Regions from separate parts of the Homo sapiens genome. Here region 2 is linked to region 1. A link is a contact called in ENCODE Hi-C data. All regions are on one chromosome and are shown on one strand. The core of a region is the stretch at or near the end of the contact, and the rest is flanking DNA. Distances in the headings are between cores, read along the strand shown. Region 1 holds the start of NRN1 (neuritin 1). Region 2 holds the start of GCM2 (glial cells missing transcription factor 2).

The links. Hi-C counts contacts between places; a loop is a spot of excess contacts on that map. Pooled maps may share reads with other maps.
Region 2: a loop to region 1 is called in a pooled map, with 20 times the contacts of the local background. The contact joins the promoter of GCM2 here to the promoter of NRN1 in region 1. A Hi-C loop is called at or near these places in 7 of 50 pooled maps.

Annotation. Positions count from the first base shown.
Region 1 is chr6:6,004,451-6,009,520 of GRCh38, reverse strand. NRN1 (neuritin 1) reads left to right here and starts at 2,596. Exons shown (of 3, transcript NM_016588.3): 1 at 2,596-2,826. The coding sequence starts at 2,772. RefSeq lists a silencer at 546-665.
Region 2 is chr6:10,878,413-10,884,124 of GRCh38, reverse strand. GCM2 (glial cells missing transcription factor 2) reads left to right here and starts at 2,084. Exons shown (of 5, transcript NM_004752.4): 1 at 2,084-2,421. The coding sequence starts at 2,332. RefSeq lists a silencer at 1,895-2,189.

The DNA of each region.
Region 1 (5,070 bases), core at 1,347-3,846:
AAAAAATAAAATGTCATGTGCATCTATCTACCCAGAAAATCATTTATGTAGAGTACCAACTCTGTTTGCCTCTCTCTTCTTCACTTTTAAAAAGACTCAGGCCTATGAGGGAGGTTGGGACGCCTGGGGAGGAAAATGAAGAGAGGAAAAAGTCAGCGGGGGTTCCCTCCCGGGGTAGGGCGGTGAGGCGCAGCCACGTCCCAAGGGCAAGAACCGGATCGGCCCGGGGCGCGGCGCGGGCGGCTGTGCGCACGCGCGTGGGTTCACCCGCTTCATTGAGGCCCTCAGCCCTGCCTACTCCACATCCCCAGCGCCCCACGCTCAGAGTTACAGGGGAGGGGTTGGAGAGGATCCCAGAAAATGATGCTGTGAAGATCCCAGGTGGATAAGCAGGAGGAAGGCAAGGACGTTGAGGGCAAAAAACCTTAAGCCACTCCCAAGCCTGGGCTCTGCACGAGTCTGAGCGAGGTTGGGGGCCCGCAGCTGGTGGCCTGGTCCGGGAAAGCTGGGCCGGCCCCACGCGGAACCCCGAGCGAGGGGCGGAGCCGTGGGCCGGGCCGCGTGGCAACCCCCCTGAGGCCCCGCCCCTCGGAAAGCCTCCCGCCCTGCCATTGGAAGACGTCGGGGGAGGGTCCGAGAAACGCCCCCCTCTCGCCACCAGCCCCCGCCCCACCCCTTGTCCGCCCACGTTTTCGGTTCTTCCCGGAGCCTCCGAGCTCGGGGAAAGGAAACACCCGGGGCCGCCACCGTGCCCCTGGACACCGGAAGGCGAGCCCCCAACCGCCCCGCCCGCAGGCCGGTGACATAACCAGGGGCGGGGAGACATGACTCCGCCCCCAGGGCCAGGAAGGCTGCATGGGAGTCTGAGGCTCCCGCGGGACGTGAGTTAGGGGCCGCACATTGCAGACACCTCACGTCACCAAGTGCTGCAGTAGGACCCCCGCAGCTTCCCCTCGGCCCCCTACCCTCCACAGCCTGTCCTACCCCCGTTATTTTGCACCTTTCTCCCCCTTTGTCTATGCATCTCCAAATATCTGAGTATGGGGACGGCAAGATTGGCCCTAGAGGGCAAGCTGCCTGTAGAAGCAAATTCAACGCTTCTCCTTAATCCGTGTGCATTTCTACAGTTTGACAGCTTGACGTCCTCTAGTGTAGTTTGGCAAAATTTGGGGGGTCGTTTTCATTTTTTTCTCTCCACAGGCTTAAGGATTAAAGCTGGCCAATGCCTTCTTTAGCATTTTATTAAAGACGCTACAATTTAGACTTTTTTTTTTTCTGTTTGGTGCAGAAGAAAGGAAGAAAACCAGAGCTTAAAGGCGTTTAGAAAGGAAATAGCCCTGTTAGTTTTTCGGTTTTGACTCAAGCTGTCGTCGATAGCAGCTTGCACCTAGCACAAAGCCAGCTGCAGAAGTATTTTGTTGCAGGGTAGGCTACACCTACACAGGGTCTGTGCCTGAGCATCAAAAGACAGTGCAGGTGTGTGTGGGTCCGGGTGTGCGTGTGCGTACGTGATGTACGTGTGTGCGTGTGGGTACGTGTGTGTGTAGCCCAACAAATAAGCCCAAGAGGCGCATCAAGATTAGAAAGAAGTCCGCACACCAGCGCTTGCCTTGGAAATTTCCTAAAGCGCTGAGAGTTGGTTGGTAAATCACTAGTATCCGAAAACTGTCTTATCAGAGGCTCCTTCCCCGGTGCCCTACTCGCCCCCTAAAACAGGTGTCGCTGTGTCCCTTGAAGCGGCCTTTGGCCCGCTGGGGCATCGCAGGTGGGTAAAATTCAGAGGACATTCGGTGTTTATTTCTGGGGCCCCACGTGTGCAAACCAAACCCCCGGGGCCTGGGCGTGTGCGCGCGCTCGCGTGCCTTGTGTGCGGGCGGGCATGGGGGCGCTCGGCGCGGCTGGCGGGCGTGCGCGCGCGCGTTTGTGTGTGTGTGTGTGTGTGTGTGTGTGTGTGCTCGTGCGGGGGGCCGGGCTGCGTGCTCACGCGCTCCAGGCTGCGCCCAGAGCTCAGCTGCTGGGTTGGAGAAAAAGAGGGTAGGCAAGCGCAGGGGGCGGGCGGCCGAGGAGCGCTTTCGAATTAATCGAGCTAGCTTAGCTGTTTTTCCCTCTCCCGCTCCTTTAAACCCCCCTGCATCGTAGAGAGCGGGCTGGATTCTCTGTGGTGCTGATGGAGGAGGGGGAGCAGGTTGAAACAATCGAGTGGGCGCGCCAGGACTCCCCAGCTCCTGGCGGGGAAGGGAGGGGGAGCCCCTGTTCTGCGCAGGGAGGCGGCGGGGCTGGGGGGCCCCCGGAACGAGGAAGAGGCAGGGGTGACCGCTAGAATAGGAAAGTGCTCACCCCCGGGAGGCAAAATTTCGTTCAGATCGCACATTAATTGGAGATATCTGATTAATTCCAGCTTCTGATGACTATAAATGGCGATTCTCTACCAAGGTGTCTATATTAAAAAAAAAATCATTCCGTGTCATCCCCCACGTCAGGCCTGCTCGTGGGCGTGAGGCTGTACTTCCTCCGCCCCCTTCTAATGGAGTGAACCATTCCCAGCTCTCCCCCCCCCCTCAGCCTCTCTCTCTCTCTCTCTTTCTCTCTCTCTCTCTCTTTCTGTCTCTTCCTCGCTCCCTCTCTTTCTCTCCTCCCTCTGCCTTCCCAGTGCATAAAGTCTCTGTCGCTCCCGGAACTTGTTGGCAATGCCTATTTTTTGGCTTTCCCCCGCGTTCTCTAAACTAACTATTTAAAGGTCTGCGGTCGCAAATGGTTTGACTAAACGTAGGATGGGACTTAAGTTGAACGGCAGATATATTTCACTGATCCTCGCGGTGCAAATAGGTAAGTGGCCGCTCAGCCCGGCTGGAGGCTGGAGGCGGGAGGCAGCCTGCCCCGGCCCGAGGCGCGGAGGGGGACTAGCGGGTCCGCGGCCGCCCCAGGGTGCGGAGAAGCCGGCAATCCCCCGAGGGTGGGGGCATCAGTTCCTGGGGACTAGCGCGTCCCAGATCGGTTTTTCCTAAAGCTATAGATTCCAAATGTTCGCCAGGAAATGTGTGCGGCCGGACATTTTCTGGACACGGTTTTTTTCCCCCTTTTTCCTGAGCACACATCCATTTTTGTTTCCCTTTCTGGGTTTATACCAGGTTTGGTGCGCTCTGGGGCAATGTACTGGCCCCTGCGATACTGCAAGATATGATTTTGAAGAGTCGAAATGTGAATGCAGGAATAAAATGGCTAGGCAGCCAGGACTGGAAAGTTTATGTGCTGAAAGCAAAGATATTCCAGGGCTCAGACTGCTGCATTTAGAACTTTGTCATTCTCCCGCCCCTCCTCCCCCCTATATCCTAGCTGCAGCGTTTGCACGGGCACCGCAGACCCGGCTGGTGGGCAAATCGAGAGTGATAGGGAACTTCAGACCACATATTTTAACATGCTTACCATTGAAGAGGATGAATTCAGCCAAATTTACGTAGATATACTTTTCTAGATGCATTTGCCTGCTACTTTACACATTGGTGTCTGCATTTTATATATAGGAAAGGGTTAAGAAGTGTTTGGAATATGTCATGTCGGGTGTTTGTTATTTTTGTTTGTTTGGGATTGGTTATGGAAGGAATTATTTAGTCCCCATTTTATGTTAAGGAATGTTGAGTTGTAGTTACGCTGTCAGGGGTCTTTTTAAAGTTCACATTTTTACCATCCAGAATGAAGAAAAGATATAGAAGAGGGCACTAGAAAACCCCCTTCTCCGACACTGGGTCAGAACATTAATTAACGTGGCCTAAAAGTGAAAGTGAAGCAGGTTATTAATAGAATGGACAACACGGGGGAAAAAAGAAACTCCTGAAACGGAATTGTTACCTCCTATCAGTTCAGGCTGTGGCATTCTTTGCAGACAAATCCTTGCAGTATTGGGGGAGGGGGTGCTTTAGGTAATTGGTTTGGGGCAAGAAAGGAGAATGCATAATATGTTTTTTCCATAAGAAATGTGAAGGAAACAAGGTTTGGAGTTCTCTAGACCTTAAAATGGATTCTTTGCAGTGGGGTTTTATGCAACTGACATGATTTTGAGATTTTATAATGCAGAAACATTATAAAGATTTTAGAGTGTGTGAGTGCAGGATATTGGTGTTTTCCTTTAGTTCCAAAAAATGACAATGCTTTAAATCTGGTTGTTTTGAATCTTTGACATTAGTGAAAAGAGCTGCTGTAAATAATATTTCTAATGGCAGCAAATTCCTTAAATGTTGGAAATAAGTGAATGTGGCATTTTGCAATAAACCTTTGAATTTTTAGAGAGCAGGAGAGAGAGTTGTTTTTGAGATAGAAATTTTAATCGGACAAGATTTGGGACTCTGTTTTCCCGGTAGGAAATAACCTTACTTTGAGAGGTTTGGAGGGAAAAAAAAGACGGTGGTCGTGCCTGAGGGACGCGTTTTGAACACATTAACCTCGGTCCAAAAATGACTATTTGTTGACTGTGGAATTGAAATTGAACGTATTTGTTCCCTAATGTCTGCCCTTTCCTGCAACAGAACCTCGGTCTTTATTAATTCACGGCTGGGAGCTGTCCCAAATCATTGACATTTGGCAAGAAAAGTGGGGGTTGGGAGGGGCGGGGAGGTAGAAGAGTGTGGTGAACACGAAAGAAGACGCAGCAGGAGGAAGTTCGGAATGAATGAGAGGTCGAACGAATGAATGAACGGATGGAAACCGCACAAGAAGGGGACGGCAGAGAGGACAGGGAAGGAGCCAGGGTCACCCGCTAGAGTCTCGCCTAAGCGGGGTTCAGGAAGGACAGCGAGGGACCCACGGGCTGCGACCTGCTGGGACGCGTGCGCCTGCAAAATCCGTCCCGCGCGCAGCCTCCCGGCCTCCCAGAGAAGGCTAGAGTCCAAGGAGTCACAGTTTTAAAAGACAGAAATGTTCACGACTTATTTTACACAGCACACACTCACACATGCGCGGTGTGCAGGGTCTTCTCCAGCAGCGCCTGGGAAGATAACGTGACAAGAGCGCTCCCGCCCCCGGCGAGCCCCAATTCCCCTTAAAAAATGTCAATGCATTTTAGGGGCTTCTTTCGCC
Region 2 (5,712 bases), core at 835-3,334, 4.9 Mb before region 1:
CCTGATGTGGTTTCGCTCTTCCTTTATCCGCCTTTTGCCAACCGAAGGCACTAATCCTGCAAGAGGCGTTGGCATGGGCGCCCTCCTGGCCGAGTCCCGGGCAGCACCCGTCCGTGCGCTCAGCACGGGCTTTGCGGTGCCAAGGCCTAGGGTGCGTCGCTTCCCGGGTCTGGAGGGTCATGGATTCGGTTCATCCTCCTCTATCAAGGGATCTGCCGTGAGGAGTTGGCTCCTCTTCTCTGGCTGGGGCTGGGAATGGAAGCGTGCAGCTGCAAAACAAGGACGCGGGCAATAAATTCCAGAAGCCCTTTCCCCTGGCCGCCAAGAATCCGGCCTTGGGGTAGTCAAAGAGTGACTTTAGTCACTTCAATCGGTTTTGTTTTGTTTTGTTTGTTTTTTGTTTTTTGTTTTTTTTATATATATATATACTGAGGGTCTCCATGTGCCGGAGTAGCCCTGGGCGAGTCGGCTGCTCAGATGATGAAGGTTTCGTCCCAGCCCCGGAGAACCCACATTGTCCTGCGCACCTCCGCACCACCGCGATTCTCTAGTCCTCCAAAGCCTCCCAAGACTGTAATGGAGTAAATTCAATTTCGTCGTGATATTTCCAAGACTATATCAGTGAAGTTTTTTTTTAAGAGTTGTGGGCCGGGCGCGGTGGCTCACGCCTTTAATCCCAGCACTTTGAGAGGCCGAGACAGGAGGATCACGAAGTCAAAAAATCGAGACCATCCTGGCCAACTTGGTAAAACCCTGTCTCTACTAACAATACAAAATTAGCTGGTCGCGATGGCGCGCCTGTAGTTCCAGCTACTCGGGAGGCTGAGGCAGGAGAATCGTTTGAACCTGGGAGGCGGAGGTTGCAGTGAGCCGAGATTGCGCCACTGCACTCCAGCCGGGAAGACAGAGTGAGACTCCGTCTCAAAAAAAAAAAAAAAAAAAAAGATTTGTGTTCGGGTGGGTGGCAACTGAGAGCTCGCCGAACCACAACCTCTTATTTAACAGATAAACAGATAAGGAAGCTGAGACCCAGAGGGAGCCAAAGCAGTGGAGAAAGCGAGTTCTTTGGGACTTTTCCCCTCTCCCCTTTCCCTCCTTCCCCAGGCTCCCACCTACCCCAGGCTCCCACCTACCCCGGGCTCATTTCCGCCCCCCACCTCCTCCAGGTTCACTTTGTAGGACTCCGTTCCTGCAGGGCCAGGTCCCTCCGAAGTCCCCGGGAGCGTGAAGGCGCCTGGGCTCGCGAGCATACGCGGAGGCTTGGCGCACCCTGGCACGTCCCAAACAGCAGAGCCAAGACTGCGAGACACTCACAATAGTTAGGGGAAGAGCCGGCAGTGGAGGCCCAAAATGGGCTGACCCCTAACTAGGAGGCGTGGGCGCGGTTATTCAGGCTAGGGCGCACGCGGACGGCAGAGGGGCCCACGCACGGTTCCCATGCTCTCCTGGAATTGAGTGTTGGCTCTCAGGGGACTTTGCTGGAAAGCCTCCATCTAAGCCCCTTTCCGAAATCAGGGAAGCTGGACGCGTTTAGAAAAAAGAAAAAAAATAGGCCGGTCGCGGTTGCTCACGCCTGTAATCCCAGCACTTTGGGAGGCCCAGGCGGGCAGATCGTCAGGAGTTCAAGACCAGCTTGGTCAGGGTTTCGCATGGCTAAAACCTGTCTCTACTAAAAATACAAAAATTAGCCAGGGTGGTGGCACGGACCTGTATTCCCAGCTACTCGGGAGGTTGAGGCAGGAGAATCGCTTGAACCTGGGAGGCAGAGGTTGCAGTTAGCTGAGATGGCGCCACTGCACTCTAGCCTGGGCAACAGAGTGAGACAAAAAAGAAGAAAAGAAAAGAAGAAAATAATAAGGTTTTAAACTTAAAGGATACATTCCTACTTACCCTCTCCACCCCCACCCTCTGGCTGCAGTTTCCATTTGCTTCCAGGGCTGAGTTTAACCTCCACCTCCGTTCCTGGGACTGTGGTGGAGGGGGCGACCGGCCCCTGGAGCGTGGGCGCTAGCGAGGTAGGCGAGACAGGGCGGAGCCCCCCGGAGGTATATCTTTATAAAGGAGGGGGCAGCTGCCAGAGGTCGATGCTGCCGTTCGGGTGGAGAACGTTCAGCACCGCGGCCAAGGACAAGGCCCCGCCCGGGTCCATAACCATTGTCCCCAGCTTCCAGATATCTAAACAGCCTCTCTCTCTTTCTCTCTCTCTGCACCTCCCCTTCACACACCCCACTTTCTTCTTTAAAGAGAAGAAAAAAAACCCACCTGGCGCACCTGTCCTTTTTTCTTCTATTTTTCAGAACCCTGGGCGGAAAGCGCGAGCGAGTTGGGCAGATGCCGGCGGCCGCGGTGCAGGAAGCGGTCGGCGTGTGCTCCTACGGGATGCAGCTCAGCTGGGACATCAACGATCCGCAGATGCCTCAGGTAAGTGAACCGGGTGTGTGCGGGCACGCGGGGCGCTGTCCATCCGAAGGAGGGAGAATGGCATTCGAGTTCTTGAAGAGTCTGCGGACGGACCATACACACACACACACACACACACACACACACACACACACACACACACACACACATACCCGCAAAATTTCTGGGTTTCTGAGGCCCTCTCAAGTGTAGAAAGAAAACTGGACTCTACAAAAGGCTGAGTTGGGTTTAGAAATGTGTCTTCTTGGCCGGGCGCTGTGGTTCATACCTGTAATCCCAGCACTTTGGGAGGCTGAGGCGGGTGGATCATCTGAGGTCGGGAGTTCAAGACCAGCCTGACCAACATGGAGAAACCCCGTCTCTACCAAAAATACAAAATCAGCCCAGCGTGGTGGCGCATGCCTAAAGTCGCAGCTACTCGGGAGGCTGAGGCAGGAGAATCGCTTGAACCCGAGAGGCAGAGGTTGCGGTGAGCCAAGATCACGCCATTGAACTCCAGCCTGGGCAACAAGAGCAAAACTCCATCTCAAAAAAAGAAGAAGAAGAAGAAGAAGAAATGTGTCTTCTCCCAGCAATTTCCTTGTGCTTGCCTGAAATCACAAGCAAAGCAGCAGGAAATGTTGGTCAGGCTCCACATTCCCAGTCTTGGGGAGAGCGGGACGCCTGTCCTTTCACTTCCCTTTAACCAAGGTAGAAATTAGGTGCCTCTCTCCTTATTCATTTACTTTAAATCCATGAGGAAGCTAAGGAGAAAATCTAAGCAGATGTAAATACCACTGCTTCTCATGCAGCAAAACTGAGGTACAACTGTAAAGTGAATCTAATGACCTAAATTTAAAACAAGTAGCCCGACTTGAGCAATTTGCTCAGACCTCCCTAACTGCTCAGAGGAAGGAGGCCCCATAGTCATGCCAACAAGGCCACCTGTACCCAAAACTTACTTCTTCTCTAATGACAAGCAAATCATCATTCTTTTAGGGTGAATTTGTTGTATTTTGCTTTATTTCAATAAAGCAAAAATGGTTTGGAGCCAAGTCCAAAGAATGACTGGGGTGGATGAAGTGGTGAATGAAGTGGGTGGTTTGAAGCCAGTTCCAGAGAATGACCAATTATCATTAGTCACACTGGTTAGGGCCAAAATTGAGTGATGTTGAAGTCCTGGCTGTAGGGGGTGGGGGGTGTAGAATGAGAGTTGCTTCCCTGCCATTTGCAGATGTGGGCTTCCAGCAATGTTGTGGCACAGGGATAAAAGAGATGGGTCATTTTGTCCGCAACTAAAATGTGTCTGATAGGTGTTCAGATGAATAACAATTCATTGCAACATTGTGTCGCCTCTCATAGAGGTCAGCACTTTTTTGGATCCATATATTTGTAGTAGGTTAGGTGTGTTTTACTCCTTTGTTTTTGTTTGTTTGTTGGGGTTTTTTGTTGTTGTTTGTTTGTTTTTTGAGGCGGGGTTTAGCTCTTGTTGCCTAGGCTGGGGTGCAATCACACGATCTCAGCTCACTGCAACCTCCATCCCCCAGGCTCCAGCGATTCTCTTGCCTCAGCTTCCCGAGTAGCTGGGACTACAAGCATGCGCCACCACGCCCAGCTAATTTTGTATTTTTAGTAGAGATTGGGTTTCTCCATGTTGGTCAGGCTGGTCTCGAACTCCTGACCTCAGCTGATCCACCCGCCTTAGCCTCGCAAAGTGCTGGGATTACAGGCGTGAGCCACCGTGCCTGGCCCACTCCTTTGTTTTAAAGTCTGCCTACTTTAGAGTCACATGGTACCATTTTCATGAAAGTGGACCACAGTACAGCAAGTGCATCTCATTCTGTTTCTGTCCATGTACATCTTCACAGGAAACAATCATATCTTGCATTTTAGAAAAGTCACATCCAAGTAATGTAATTATGGTTCATCTCTCAAGCATTTGCTAGACTTCCCATGTCAATATGAACTTTTTTTTAGGAGACTGGTTGTTAAGCAGGAAGCATGTGTGTAATATCTCAAACGGGCCAGGCACACTGGGACATGGAGAAGTGAAGAAACTTAGCATCGCCCTGCTCTGGGTAACCGAGTGAGCAAGTTAAACTACCTGTCTGACCTTGAGAGAGTCCTTGAATTTGCCTTAGTCTCAGGCTACTTACTCACTTGTCATCAAGTGGTAGAGTGAGATAACCATCTCAAACTCTCCTCCAGGTCTACGATCAGGTTCAGTGTCTATGTGTGTGTATGTACACACACACACAACATGCCAACACTTGAGAGCAAGTGAAACCCAATCCTTGACATCCTCTATTCTTGTACTGATTTTAAAAATACAATCTCTGTGGCTTCATTGCCAGGGTCACTACCTCAGTAGCTCGTGTGAGGCATGGGGGCCTAGTCTACATCCTTAAGGGAGAGCTAAAGAAATGCTGTTTTCTGGAAAATTGTCAATTTGTTACTAAGATCCTTAAGTTAAAATATTCACTTTTAAAACAAAGATATTAGCATTTAATATAAGCTTGGAGTTGATAGCACATCATTATATATTTCATTTGTGACTTACCTTACATTGATGTATCATGTCAATTGTAATATTTCAGAGAAAAGATAAATAATACCTATGGTAGTAATAATGATTTCAACAATATCTTTGTAATTTTGGAAACAAAATCACCCATTAACCTTATTACTGTTAGAATGTGCAGTATTAATGATGTATACAAGTCTGAATTTTCCAACTGTGAATACTTCAGCTTTGCAAATGTTTGATCTAATTTTCCTGAGTGGCAAGAGTGGGGAGGAGATGCAAATGGCTTACTGCTATTATACACTCTTCTGAGCCTTTATTACACCAGCAAAGCTACTGGGTCTGGCTGCTACCCATCTTCTGTTTATATTCCAGCTATGCCACTGTGAAAGGTTATCTATTGAACCTCCACTTCCTTATTTAGTAAACAAGAGTAAAGATGTCCATCTTGCAAAGATGTTGTGAGAATTATATATATTGCATAATATGGCTTTGCAGGTCATACTGTTTCTGTTCCAAATATTCAATTCTGCACTGTAGTGTGAAAGCAGCCCTAAACATTACATAAAAGAAAGTGCTCAGTGGCCGGGCATGGTGGCTTATGCCTGTAATCCCAGCACTTTGGGAGGCCAAGGTGGGTGGATCATGAGGTCAGGAAGATCAAGACCATCCTGGCCAACATGGTGAAACCCCATCTCTACTAAAAATACAAACAATAGCCAGGCGTGGTGGCATGCACCTATAGTCCCAGGTAGTCAGGAGGCTGAGGCAGGAGAATCACTTGAACC